Linked DNA regions of Homo sapiens: region 1 is linked to region 2. A link is a loop called in an ENCODE intact Hi-C map of the cell type or tissue named here. Cell type or tissue: HCT116. All regions are shown on one strand. Each heading gives the region's core, and the rest is flanking DNA. Links, peaks and the distances in the headings are about the cores only.

Evidence for each region. Peaks named below come from ENCODE experiments on the same cell type or tissue, not always from the same donor. Only the 100,000 strongest peaks of a DNase experiment are listed, where the experiment ranks them.
Region 1: a loop joins it to region 2, with 2.8 times the contacts of the local background. A loop is called at or near these places in 4 of 110 quality-filtered maps.

Annotation. Positions count from the first base shown.
Region 1 is chr12:130,658,212-130,665,399 of GRCh38, reverse strand. All of the region lies in intron 1 of RIMBP2 (RIMS binding protein 2), which reads left to right. Among named protein-coding and RNA genes, the nearest start is that of RIMBP2, 54 kb to the left of the region's middle. RefSeq lists an enhancer at 4,107-4,606. In HCT116, for the core only: no CTCF peak of the experiment used is centred there; a DNase peak (open chromatin) is centred at 3,711.
Region 2 is chr12:130,744,711-130,751,898 of GRCh38, reverse strand. No RefSeq gene overlaps it. Among named protein-coding and RNA genes, the nearest start is that of RIMBP2, 32 kb to the right of the region's middle. In HCT116, for the core only: a CTCF peak has its summit at 3,560 (motif pointing right); a DNase peak (open chromatin) is centred at 3,578.

The DNA of each region.
Region 1 (7,188 bases), core at 2,463-4,962, 87 kb after region 2:
GTGCACTCCACTGTGCCTGGCTAAATTTTGTATTTTTAGTAGGGATGGGATTTCACCATGTTGCCCGGGCTGGTCTTGAACTCTTGAGCTCAAGTGATCCACCCACCTCGGCCTCCCAAAGTGCTGGGATTACAGGCATGAGCTGGGGTGTTGTGTTTTTTCAGGAATTTGCCTCCATCTCGGAGCATGGCATCAGGAAACACGTGATTTCAGGATGTCATGTTACTGGGGATGTTAACTTGATCACATGGTTGAATTGCTCTCCTGTGAAATTCCCAGGGCCCCCTCTTCACGTAGCCAGGAGTTGTGGTAGGGTTTGGTGAAGCCAGGAGTTGTGGTAGGGTTTGGTGAGTGAGTGGAGACTCTGGTTCCTCGTCGGACTCCAGCATGCTGCTCACACCTGCTGAGGGCGGCTCTGGTCCAGACAGCTCGCTGTTCCGGTTGATTGATTAGTACAAGGGGCAGTTTTCCTGTTGTCCCTCCGGCCTCTGTGAATGGGCCCATCCTTGGCAGGAAAGCCTTCCCTGCCCCGCCCCCCTTTATTTATGTTCATTTATATCAGTATGGACTGATGGATTCTTATTTTATTCCAAGGTTAAATTTATTGCCATTATTTTAAAGCTGAAATTGAAAGGTCAGCGGGAGCTCCTTCAAAGCTGGTTCCCATGTCTTTTGGACACGTGGCTGTCATTTCTGAGTCCCTCTTTACTTTCTATGAAATGAGATGCTGTAGGATCAACCTATACTTTCTCTGACATAGCTGTAGAGTTAGCCCCTTCCTGAAGGAGCCCGTGCTTCTCTGGGTGGCGAGTGATATTTAGAAATCAAGATCTGGGTGTGAGGAGTGCTCATGACAGCCGAGGTGTCATGACCTCCAGGTCCTGTAGTCGACAGAGCCAGGATGGGGAGTGTGTGATGCGTGTGCGTGCGTGTGTGTGCGTGCATGTGTGTGCGTGTGTGCGTGCATGCATGTGTGTGCGTGTGTGTGCGTGCGTGCGTGCGTGTGTGTGCATGCGCGTGCGTGCATGCACGTGCATATGTGTGTGCATGTGTGTGTGTATTTCTGTGTCTATTTCCAACTTATCTCTATTTGATGCCTTCAAATCCAGTTTAACCGCACATGTTTTATTCCAGCCTCTCCTCTTTCTGTATTTCAACTCCCTCCTCTGAGACTGAGAAACCTGGATTCTATTTTAGGCAACATACATATTTATCTGCTTAATCCTAGGGGAAAAGACTTTACCAAGTGGGGTTCAGTATTTGTTGACACTTCTTTTTTATTTTTATTTTTTTGAGCCTAGGGGTTACTATAGATATACAATACATATATACACAATTCTTTTTGTCAATTAAAACAATAGATTTTTTAAAAAAAACCCACAATATAGCCTGGAAATTGCTCCACAATGCTTCACAGAGATCTCCCCTCCTCAGGTCCTGCACAGTTCTTCGCTGTGTGAAGACAGCGCTTATTCAACCTGCCTCGTATGTGTGAGCATTTAGGCTGTTTCTGGTATTTCACAATTATTAACAAACCGGTATGGAATAACCTGTGCATATGTATTTGCATATCTTTAAAGGCCATTTTTATGTTGTCTTGAGGGTAAATTCCTAGAAGCAGGGTTGCCAGTCAGGAAGCCAGTGAACCCAAAACTTCGTTAAAGTACCCAGCGGGAAGTTCCGTTCTGACTCCTACCCCACTCAGAGGCGTCTGGGGACACCCATGTCACGGTGCTGCTAGGCTGGGTAACTTGCCAGTTTGAGAGTATCTCAGTGTAGTTTTCATTTGCATTTCTCTTCTTACAGGTGAAGTTGAACATCTTTTCATTTTTTGAGTGGCATTTTAGTGTCTTTTTGGTGAGTCATCTATTTATGTTTCTGGCACTTTGTACTTTTATAAACCTAATTTTTACTCTTAGTTGTGTTTCTTCCTGTTTTCAGTGGAAAAAAAGGCAATTTTAAGAAATAAAAGCTTTCTGTCTGCTGCTGAACTTGCCTAGTTGAAATCACTATTTTATTCTTTGGCCAGACATGTGGATTTGAATCCATGAAAGGCCAGAAATTCTGTCAACAGGTGCCTGGCCCCCTCCCAGGCTGTCTCAGGGCGCATGGACAGGGCTGTCTCCTCTCTGTCTTTAGGATGGTTGACAGCAACTTCTGAGGGGGTGGAGCAGGAGGGGAGGAAGGTGGCAGATACTTGACCTCTGACCATCAGTCATCCCAGCCCTCCCTCCACCCTGTTATCCTCTTGATACTTGGCAAAAATAACCCAGCCGGCCCCTCCTGCCTGCAGAACCTGCTGGTTGAAGGTGTTAGAGCCAAACTTGGCCGCACGTGGGAACCACCTGGGATGGTTTAAAAATATCCAGGTGCCTTCTTTCCCACCCACAGAGATTCTGGTTAATTATCCTATGGAACAGCTGGGACATCCAGATTCTTTTTTTTAGACAGGGTCTTACTCTGTCACCCAGGCTGGAGTGTAGTGGCATGATCATAGCTCACTGAAGCTCCAACCTTCTGGGCTCAAGCAGTCCTCCCAACTCAGCTTCCCAGGTAGCTGGGACCATAGGAGTGCACCGCCACACCCAGCTATTTTTTCTTTGTGGGGTAGAGATGGGGTCTTGCTATGTTGCCCAGGCTGGTCTCAAACTCCTGGGCTCAAGCAATCCTCCTGCCTTGGCCTCTTAAAGTGCTGGGATTACAGGTGTGAGCTACTGTGCCCAGCCTATCCAGATTTTTTTTTTTGAGACGGAGTCTTGCTCTGTCACCAGGCTGGAGTACAAGGGTGTGATCTTGGCTCACTGCAACCTCCACCTTCCGGGTTCCAGTGATTCTCCTGTCTCAGCCTCCCAAGTAGCTGGGATTACAGGCACACACCACCATGCCCAGCTAGTTTTTGAATTTTTAGTAGAGATGGGGTTTCACCATGTTGGCCAGGATGGTCTCGATCTCTTGACCTCGTCATCCACACGCCTCAACCTCCAAAAGTGCTAGGATTACAGGCGTGAGCCACCGCGCTCCGCCTCCAGATTCCTAAAAGCTTCCCAGGTGGCTTGGTGCTGAAACTGGCTGGCCTAGGAAACATAAGCAGGAAGCCTGGCCAAGGAGGAGACGCGAGACTCGAACTGTGCAAGCCCTCATGCACCCTTCACATTGGCGAGAATTGCCCCAGACTGACCTCTCCCCAGAGCGTGACGGGTCAGCTACTGGCTGGATTGAGGGTGAAATTTAGGGAATTTGTTGGAGACCCCAGGTCTTGTGTGATGAGCGGGAATGAATGCACCTGGGAGGGAGTGCTCAGGGCAATGGAGTCCGTGTGACCCCTGCTGGGGCGTGGGGCCAGCTGCAGCCTGCAGAAGCACCTAGTGCAGCCCCATTCCCTCCAAGTAGGTAAGCCCAGGTGATTTCAGTCCTGCACAGCTGAGACTCAGAGCTCCTAAGGGTCTTGCTCATGTGACACATACAGAAATAGTGCAGAGAAGAGGGAACACAGTCCAGACTTTCAGAGTTCTGGAACCTTCATTTCCACAGTCGTGACCGGGAACAGAGATGCATACTCATGAAGGGGCTACTCTGCAGGTGCGAGGCTTGGGTTTTTATCTAGGTGGCTTCATTTTGTCTTCACTGACCGTAGTTATTGCATCAGCTCTGATTCATCAGTTACCAAAACTCTAACCCAAACTGTGCTTAAGCAGAGAGGGGAATTTATTAGTGAGACTGACCTGTCAGAGGCTGGGCACTGATAGGGTCATTGCGTGTAGTTACGTAAGCTTTATGCCACATCAGATGCTAACGCCTGCTACACACACCACAGCACTGCAGATTTGCTCACCTCACTAGACAGTTGTCAGCGGTCAGCACCTCTTTTTAGTTTGTGCAAAGGGGTCATATGACCAGTAATGGTTTAGGAGCTCAAATACTGTGTGTAGATTCTTGGTCTCTCTGCACTTCTCAGCCAATGGCTCACATGCTTCTGGGCTAGAGGGCCATGGAAAGGAGCCTTTTTGTATAACTCCCACAACAATGCTGAGGCTAGTTAATTACTAGTTAATTACCAGCTCAGCTCACCTGTCTAGCCCTGAGCCAATCACTGTGCCCAGGAGAATGATACCCTCCGATTGGCTAAGGTGTGGTCACATGACTGACCCTAAGCAGCAGGGGCACCCAGATCACCTGGACTCAGTTGAGGAACAATAGATTAGTCCACAAGGAAAGCTAGGTGTCCTTGCCACCAAGAGGAGGCATGGCTGCTGGAATACAGACTGCGAATGGCAGCTGTCCACCGCGGCAGTTATTCTGGTTTTAAGGTAAGAAAATTGAGAATCTGAGATATTATGTACTTTTTTTGAGACAGGGTCTTGCCATGTTGGCCAGGCTGGTCTTGAACTCCTGGGCTCAAGTGATCCTCCTGCCTTGGCCTCCCAAAGTGCTGGGATTACAGGCGTGAGCCATCGTGCTGGGCCAATTATGTCATTTTCAACATCATGGGGCTTGTAGAGGGCAGGTGGGTGGTGTGTCTGAATACAAGTCTGCCTGGCCATGATGCAGGTGGCCTGCGTGACACGCCAGCTGTGATACTTCAGAGCCCTGGTGCGTGCCGCCATGTGAAATTGCACATGGGTTCAAGGGGCTCTGGCGTCTTTACGTCAAATGCTCAATCAGAGAAACAGGGTCCAGGGAAGGCCCCCACCTCACCCACCAAAGAGCCGAACCTGGGGTGGGGGCGCAGGCAGGGTGGCCCCACTCCTGCAGCCTCCAGCATGGGGCAGGAGAGTAGTTTCTGTCATGGGCCCCAGAGTTCAAGGCAGCTGGAGTCTGTGCTCACCAGCCCAGAGACCGCAACTCTTCCAACCCTGAGGCTCCAGCTTCGTCCAGATTTCTCCATATTCACGACCCCATTTCAGGCCATGCCTGTCTCCCAGTTTCCCCTCATACGGTTCCCACCAGAATCCTGCCCCTCCTCAGAGACCTCCATCCTCCTTGGTCCGTTGTTCACGTGGCAATAAGAACAGTCACCGAGAGGAGATTCCCATGAGATTCCAGAGAGAAGGGTAGAGAATGAAGAGAGGAGGTTCCTGCTCCCTTCCTGAATGCATGGTGCAGCACTAGCCTGGCCCTCTGCCTGTCTCGTAGACACAGGAGCCACCTGTGGCCATCGAGCTCTGGAACTGTGGCTTGACTGAACAGAAATGTGTCATGTTAAGATTTTTGAAGACGTAGTAAAAGAATGGGCTGGGCGTGGTGGCTCACGCCTGTAATCACAGCACTTTGGAAGGCTGAGGCAGGTGGACTGCTTGAGCCTAAGAGGTGGAGGTTGCAATGAGCCGAGATTGTGCCACTACTCCAGCCATGGTGACAGAGTGACCCTGTGCGGGAAAAGAAAAGAGAATGTAAAATAGTATTAATAACTCTTTTTTTTTTTTTTTGAGATGGAGTCTTGCTCTGTCACCCAGGCTGGAGTGCAGTGACAAGATCTCAGCTCACTGCAACCTCTTCCTCATGGGTTCAAGCAATTCTCCTGTCTTGGCCTCCCAAGTAGCTGGAATTACAGGTGCATGCCACCATGCCTGGCTAATTTTTGTATTTTTTAGTAGAGATGAGGTTTCACTATGTTGGCCAGGCTGGTATCTAACTCCTGACCTCAGATGATCTGCCCACCTTGGCCTCCCAAAATGCTGGGATTACGGGCATGAGCCACCGTGCCCGGCCGGCATTAATAATTTTAATTATTAATTCATTCCATGTTGAAATGGTAATATTTTGGATATATTGAGTGAAATAAAATATGAAAATTAGTTTTATCTGTTACTTCCACTTTTTTTTTTTTGTTTGAGACAGAGTCTCGCTCTGTCGCTCAGGCTGGAGTGCAGTGGCATGATCTGGGCTCACTGCAACATACGCCTCCCGGGTTCACGCCATTCTCCTGCCTCAGCCTCCGAGTAGCTGGGACTACAGGCGCCACCACCACGCCTGGCTAATTTTTTGTATTTTTAGTAGAGATGGGGTTTCACCGTGTTAGCCAGGATGGTCTCGATCTCCTGACCTCGTGATCCACCTGCCTTGGCCTCCCAGAGTGCTGGGATTACAGGCATAAGCCACCGCACCCGGCCGACATTAATAATTTTAATTATTCATTCCATGTTGAAATGGTAATATTTCGGATACATTGAGTGAAATAAAATATGAAAATTAGTTTTATCTGTTACTTTCCACTTTTTTTAAGGTGACCACTAGACAGTGTAAAGTTATGCAGGTGGCTGACACGGTGTTTCTCTTGGATAGCACTGGGTGAGCCCACTCTTGACCTTGTCATATACAGATCTTCAGTCTTTCCACAAAGGGGGATGAAGATGATTTACGGGGAGTCCCTGTGCTGGCATGGTGGAGGGAGGGAGGCTGGCATGGTGGAGGAAGGGAGGTTGGCATGGTGGAGGAAGGGAGGTTGGCATGGTGGAGGAAGGGAGATTGAGTGAGGTGAGGATGCCAAGAGCATGGTTTAGAGCCGAGAGTTTCAGCATTTTTTCTCACGTTGTGCACTTGCATCTCCGCCTGGTCTATTGCCACCCGCCTCCCTGTGCAAGACCATCACTCACATTCTTCTGGGATACAGGACACAGCAACGAAGGCTCAGCGGGTGCGGGCTGGTTGCAGGAGCAGAGTCCTCTCCTGCCCAGAACCCGGCTCGGGAGGGAGCTTGTTTTTTCTCATAAAATGGCCCCAGCCTTGCTCCTCTGTGGACTCAGGGCAACCGGAGGCTGCAGCTACCGCGCTTGCCTATGAATATTTAAGTGGCAGTTTAGCTTTCAGACCAAGCACATCAGTGGCCAAGATCAAGCTTTTTGACCTTTTGTCAATTTACTCAGTGAAATATGATGCTCCTGGTCTCCTTTTTTTAAACTGTTGTCTGCCGTCTTCTTTTTTTTCATAGTTGAAATGGCTGCGTGTTCCCCACATGCAGCATAGAGACTGTGAGTGTTCGCACCGATTGCAAATACACGAGTGCAAATGACAGATTCGTGTTCTTGCCCAGAAGGTAGGTGCGTGTTGGCGGCTTCAGAGATGGCCTGACTGTGTGGAGTTTCGGGACCAGTGGCTGCTAGACAGTAGCCAGCACAGGCGGTGTGTGTTAGTATTTGCTCAGGCTGGGCTCAGAGAACCCTTCATGTCAACACGCGAGCCTGGCTTGTG
Region 2 (7,188 bases), core at 2,281-4,780:
TGAGGTCTGTGGCCAGCTTTCACTATGGGTGTGGACAGAGAAGGGGTTTGAGTTGGAGACAGACGGGAAAGTTATCAGGGGGAAGTGACGGCCGACCACCTGAGAGTGGTTTCACTTCCTGGAGGATACACATTTACATATATTAAAAAAAGAGCTGAGTGCCAGACCCTGTAAAAACAATCTGAAAATCAGTCAAAGAAGACAGATCTAGCTAAAAAGACGGAGAAATCCACGTGGCCAGAGTAAATAAATGAAACAATGCAATGAAAGCAGCTCTTCTCATCAACAATTTTTATGGCAATTTTGAAACATCTAAGAAGGGGGAAAGAATTGTTCTGTAACACGGACGAACCACCATCTGGATTCTGCGGTTAGCATTTGGCAGCATCCATCATCTCACCGTCACTCTCTCCATCATGGAATCCGTCGTAGTAGTCTTTAACCAAAAGCAGCTTTTAAAATTCTGAAATTGAATTATAGACTCAATTCTAACTTTCAATTACACAATTGAAAGTTACGTCGGCATCCTAAAGTCCCTTCCACTCCATAGGGTAATATTTAGATCAAATCTTCCTAATGGTAAATGTCCTAGAAGCCAGTGCAGCTCACAAATAAAGAATCTCATTTCAAGAGAGCAACTGTGAACTCAGGGTAATGAAATCTGTCCAAATACACAGGTGATTGAAAAAGCGTGCCAACCTTTCATTGTATGAATGGAGAATACCTTGGGCCTCTTCAAGCTGGGACCATGCAGGGCAAACCTGCCTCCCATTCTATTCAAAGTCACCCCTCTGCTCAGAGATAGATGTATATTCTGATTGCCTCTTTTGGAAAGACTTATCAGAAACTCAAAAGAATGCAACCATCTGTCTCTCACCTACCTGTCACCTGGAAGCCCCCAGTGTAGGGGACTTGCTTTGAGTTGTCCCCACCTTTCTCTACAGAACCAATGTACTTCTTACATGTATTGATTGGCATCTCATGTGTCCCTAAAATGTATAAAGCCAAGCTGTGCCCCGACCACCTTGGGCATGTGTCATCAGGACCTCCTGAGGCTGGGGCATGGGTGGGTCCTCAACCTTGGCAAAATAAACTTTCTAAATTAACTGAGATCTGTCTCAAATTTTCAGGGTTCACAGTTAGTTAAACATGGGACGATCGAGGTAGCCAATACTCATGTGTGCAAGGCACTGTTCTCAGCGCCGTTCACGGATTCCCTTATTTCAGGTTCATACAAACCTACGCAAACCAAAAATAAAATTCTAAGGCCCCCAGCCTTCTGAATGGGCCCTTCCTCTCGCCTAAGGGCATTCCAAATTGAACCTGAAAAACTAGTTCAGGGCATGATGGAAAGCGCAGGTCAGTCATGCCTCATTTTCCTATCCTACCTTTTTTTTTCTGAGATGGAGTCTTGCTCTGTCACCCAGGCTGGTGCAATCTAGACTCACTGCAACCTCTGCCTCCTGGGTTCAAGTGATTCATGTGGCCTCAGCCTCCCAGGTAGCTGGGATTACAGGTGTGCACCACCATGCCCAGCTAAATTTTGTATTTTTAGTAGAGATGGGGTTTCACCATGTTGGCTAGGCTGGTGTTGAACTCCTGACCTCAAGTGATCCTCCTGCCTCAGCCTCCTAAAGTGCTGGGATTACAGGCGTGAGCCACTGCGCCTGGCCTTCCTCTCCTTCCTTTTGGAACTCAGGAAAAGCTGATTAGCATTTAACATCAACGCAGACCCTAAGTCTGAAAAGAAACATTTACAGTCTATTTTCTCTGAAGTCTGCTACCTGGAGGCCTCATCGGCATCATGAAACCTTGCTCTCCACAACCCCTTATTGTAACCCAGACATTTATTTCTATTGATAGTAATGCTTTCAACCTGTGAACCTAGAACATTTGACGGAGGTCTCAGTTACTATTTAGAAAGTTTATTTTGCCAAGGTTGAAGACACACACCCATGACCCAGCCTCAGGAAGTCCTGATGACATGTGCCCAAGGTGGTCGGGCACAGGTTGGTTTTACACATTTTAGGGAGACATGAGACGTCAATCAATATATGTAGGAAGTACACTGGTTCGGTCTGGAAAGGTGGGACAACTGGAAGCAAAGGCAGGAAGACTCGAAGCTGGGAGGGGACTTCCAGGTCACTGGTAGGTGAGACACAAATGGTTGTATTCTTTTGAGTTTCTGATGAGCTTTGCCAGTGGAGGCAGATCAGATATGTGTCTATCTCAGTGAGCAGAGGGATGACTTTGAATAGAATGGGAGGCAGATTTGCCCTCAGCAGTTCTTAGCTTGAGTTTTCTTTAGTGATTTTGGGGGCCCAAGATATTTTCCTTTCACAAACCAACTGCTAATCAGAAAATTTTAAATTTACATTTGACCTGGAAGCCCCACCCCTGCTTTGAGTTGTCCCACCCTTGCAGATGGAACCAATGTAAATCTTACATGTATTTGGTGGAGGTCTCGTGTCTCCCTTAATATGCATAAAAGTAGGCTGTGCCCCCACCACCTGGGGCACAGGTTCTCAGCACCCCCTGAGGGCTGTGTCACGGGTCATGGTCATTCATATTTGGCTCAGAATAAGCTTCGAATATTTTACAGAGTCCGACTCTTCGTCGATACCTGTGGGGCATCAGCGCTCTCATCATTCCGTTTTATGGATGAAGAAACTGAGGCCCAGAGAGTTTAGGTGACCTGCCCAGGGTCCCACAGCTGGTCAGGGGCCATGCTGGGATTTCACCAGAGCCCAGATCTCTGGCACCTGTCAGCACACCATGCTGCCTCCCAGACAAAGCAAAGAGGTGCCATCTTAAACCCTCCAAGTTAGCCGCGATCTGTAAAAAAGGATGATGCTTCCTGTTGGCAGGGATGCAGCGAGAGAGGCCTGCCCACAGGAATGTAAATCGGTGCATCCCGGAAGGCTGTTTGGCAACATGACCCAAGAGCCATGAAATGCGTGTGTCGACTGATCCAGGCATTTTGTTCCCAGGAATAAATGGCCATGAAACAATGCAAGAGGTGGAGCCAATGTCCTATCCAGGGGTATTCGCCGGAGAATTTGACGAGTGAGGCACCAAGCAGCAGAAGATGCTTATTGTATACATTATGAAATGCTCCTGTAATAGTAATGTTCACAGGTCACGATTTAAAGAAAAATTTATATGATGAGAAAGTGTTTACTCTGTAGAACACATCAGGTTACAAAACAGAATTTAGGAAAACAAAATAAAATCACAACCGTCTTCATCTACTGTTATATGTGTATACAAATACACGTAATTATAATGTATGTATAGTCCATAAAATAATAACATAAAATACATTGGAAAGGTAGGTCCCAAAAATACCAGCAACGGTTATTTCAAAGAAGGGCTTTTTGGGGTGGACTTGACATTTTGCTTTGGGCTTTTTTGTGTCTTCTGCAAGGGGCATGCATTACTGTATTACCTTAGGCATCTGAATGCTATCCTTCCATTCTCATAGTGGTAGTTACAGAAGAGGCTGCAGTCAGCTCAAACGCTTCCCTTTTTTATTGCGGGTGCAGAGGCTTCGAGGGAGAGGGAAAGCTGTCAGTAGGTGGCGCCAGAGGGTGGCAGTTGTCTCAGGCTGCGTCAGGGCTGGTGCGAGCCAGCCTGGCCTTAAAGTGAAGCCCCTGGTTCTCTGCCATCCCATGTGCAACTGGTGATTTTGCAATTTCTGCATGTGTGTGGGGCCTGGCTCCCCTGTGGCTGGAGGCCTGCATGGAGCAGGGGGCATGCCAAGCTAGACAGTGACAAATTACTACCATCGAGGGCACCTAAGCACACCTTGGGCTCTATAAAGCACAGCCAGAGCCAAGTGCTGCCCTTAAAAATCAGATAATCTCAGGCGGTTGTGAAGCAAAGTGAAAACAGGAAAATGCAAGGGGCGGAGAAGCTGTCGGTGGAGAGAGAAACAGTGGAGAGTTCTGCCAAGAAGCTTATGCAGCTTTTTCCTCTGAGGGGACAGAGAGGCTGGGAGAGTGGAGAGCTGACCCTGTTGGTCTAAACCCTTTCCTATGGAGGGAGCAGGAGTGAAAATAGCAACCCTGAGGACACGGATACTTTAGGTCAGTGTAGCAGTTGAGAGACTTTGACCTGGACATAGAAGCCAGAGATGTATGGGTTCAGGCTCTCAGAAAAAATGGAGTCAGTTTCTCCCTCCATTAATGAGAATAGATAAACCCAGCTCAGCTAAATTCTTTTTTTTTTTTCTGTTGCCAGGCTGGAGTGCAGTGGCACGATCTCAGCTCACTGCAACCTCTGCCTCCCAGGTTCAAGCAATTCCCCTGCCTCAGCCTCCCGAGTAGCTGGGAGTACAGGCGCCCGCCACCACACCCCACTAATTTTTGTATTTTAGTAGAGACAGTGTTTCACCCTGTTGGCCAGGATGGTCTCCATCTCCTGACTTCATGATCTGCCTGCCTCGGCCTCCCAAAGTGCTGGGACTACAGGTGTGAGCCACTGTGCCCGGCCAGCTCAGCTAAATTCCAAAAGTGTTTATTGACTACCTTGGAAATGATCATAATGATGATAATAGTAATTACAATTGCCACCAACATTTATGAAACCCTTACTGTGTTAAGTACTTAACATGGGTTATTGCATTTAAGCCCCACCATGGTCCAGCAGGTGGATATGACTGCCATCATCCCCGAATTACACATGAGGGCACTGAAGCTTAAAGAGGTGAAACAACTTTTCCAAGGTCACCCGTGGCTAGGTCTTATTGCACACTTAATAGGAGCCAAGGAGAGTGAGTCACGATAGGGCAGGTTATGCTGCTGTAACAAACACATTGAAAACCTCAGTGGTTGAAAAATATGTTTATTTCTCAATCATGTTATATGTCCATTATATGTCATCAAGAGGGCTCTGCTTGTTGTAGTTCCTAGGGGTCTGGGTGGAAGGAAGCTCCATCTGAAAGCATTTTTCCATGTGGGTAGAGACAAGGAAAAGATCATGGTAAACCACACATGGACTCCTAGAGCGCCTCACCTGAAGTGACATGCACACCAATGACTGCTCACAGTGTGTTGGCCGGAGCAGGTGCCATGGCTCTGCTTCAGTCAGTAGAGGGGGATGGGCACGAATATGTTCCTCTTGCAAGAAAGGGAACCAAGTATCTGGTTTCCTTATTCTCCATAGCAGGGGTCCCCACTCTAGCCACAGAGTGGTGCCATTAGGAACCGCACCACACGGCAGGAGGTGAGTGGTGGACGAGCGTGACCACCTGAGCTCCGCCCCCTGTCAGGCCAGCAGCAGCATTAGATTCTCATAGCAGCTCAAACCCTGTTGTGAACTGTGCGTGTGAGGGGTCTAGGTTGCCTGCTCCTTAGGAGAATCCAATGCCTGATGATCTGAGGTGGAACCCCTCCCCACCTCGGTCTGTGGGAAAAACCGTCTTCCATGAAACCGGTCTCAGGTGCCAAAAGTTTGGGGACGGCTGCTCTCTGGCTCCTATTAACGTGCATTGGTTTGGAAAAAGTGCATTATTTTATTTGATTTTACAACACGCTGTGTCAGGCGTTATTATTATTTTTGTTTTATGCAAGAGAAAACAGAGTTTCTGTAGCACACCCGGCTCACATGGCTACTAAGTGGAGCAGGTATGATTCAACCTTAGCTCTGTTCCAGCCTCAAAGCCCAGTTCTTCAAAAACAGTTATATCCCATGGCGGGGAGGGGGTCTCAGTAGATATGTTCCAGGAAGAGTACGCTTCTTGGTTTATAAAATAAGATATGATATTAAATATTTGGTATTTAAATATTGCATTTAAATATTCGTATATATTTAAATACAATTTAAACATTACATTTAAATATTCATGTATATTTAAATACAATTTAAAAATTGCATTTAAATCTTTGTGTATATATTGTTCCATTATTTAAATATTGTATTTAAATATTGTACATGGTATATGTATGTTATATGTACATACATGTGTATATACACATATCCACATATATACACATATATGTATATGTAACATGTGTATATATACATATACATATATATAACATATACAATATTGAATATTATATATATATGATATACATATATCACTTCTCAGGAATGTGTTTAAAGAGAAAATGTAAATTTTGGGTCCCTAAGTTCAACACAATATTTTAAACAAAATGATAAGTGGACAAAATCTCAACTCACACTCAACATGCAATGGGTAGAGCCTTGAAATCTTGTGTAGATATTTTGAAAAGGTCACCCAGTGTCAGCAAAAGAACCGGGCATCTCACCAGGCATCTCAGACGTTATGGCACTAAGGGAGAAATCCTGGAGCTACCGCATTCAAAACGACGGTTTGTAACAATCTCATGAATTGCTTGATGGCCAGGGAGTGATGTTCTGAGATTTCTACCTACTAACACAACAACGCGTTGTGTATATTTAGGGCATGTACTGGTTTTCAGTTATGTTTTAGGAAATTGGGTGGCACGTTTGGGTTTATGTGTAGCATGGAATAGCTTAGTAATAGAAAGAAACTAGGATTCTGGAGAGGACTTTCACAAAGAAATTCCGATATTTTGGGAAGAGATTGTTGAGGTACTAAATGAGAGATGAATAGTGGAATCAAGTATGTGGTACAGTTGAAAAATACTACAAATTCTTGAGTCCCTGACATCAAGACATAGAATGGGAAATAAGACCTACGCACCTGTCTGTGTGTGCACAGGTATGCATGTGTGTGCACATATGCTTATGTTCAGATGGAGGCTGTCCGTCTGAACTTAAAAAATAAGGACTAATCAAAATATCCTCCAGGGACTCTAAGAAATAACCGAGACAGGGGTTGGGGTGGCCTAAGAGACTCTGTTATGTACGCTGTGGTAATAAACCTGTGAACAGCACATTGCTATGTTAATTCACACTTGTAGACATGTTGGCAACACATACGGATATTTAGTCTTTGGAAGACTCTGGGGAAATCTCCTGTGTGAAGCATAAAACCCCTAGCATTACCATAAAATGATGTTTCTTCTTTCCAATTATACTGGGCTTTTTGGAATCGTCGTCTCTTAACTTAAAGGATTATCTTTCAGCGGTAGAATATTCGATCTTTGAGCAATAGGTTGTTGCATGAGATGTATTTACACCAAGATTTCATCCTGGCCCTTTCACTGGTACCATTCTTTCTTTAGCTGCTTCTGC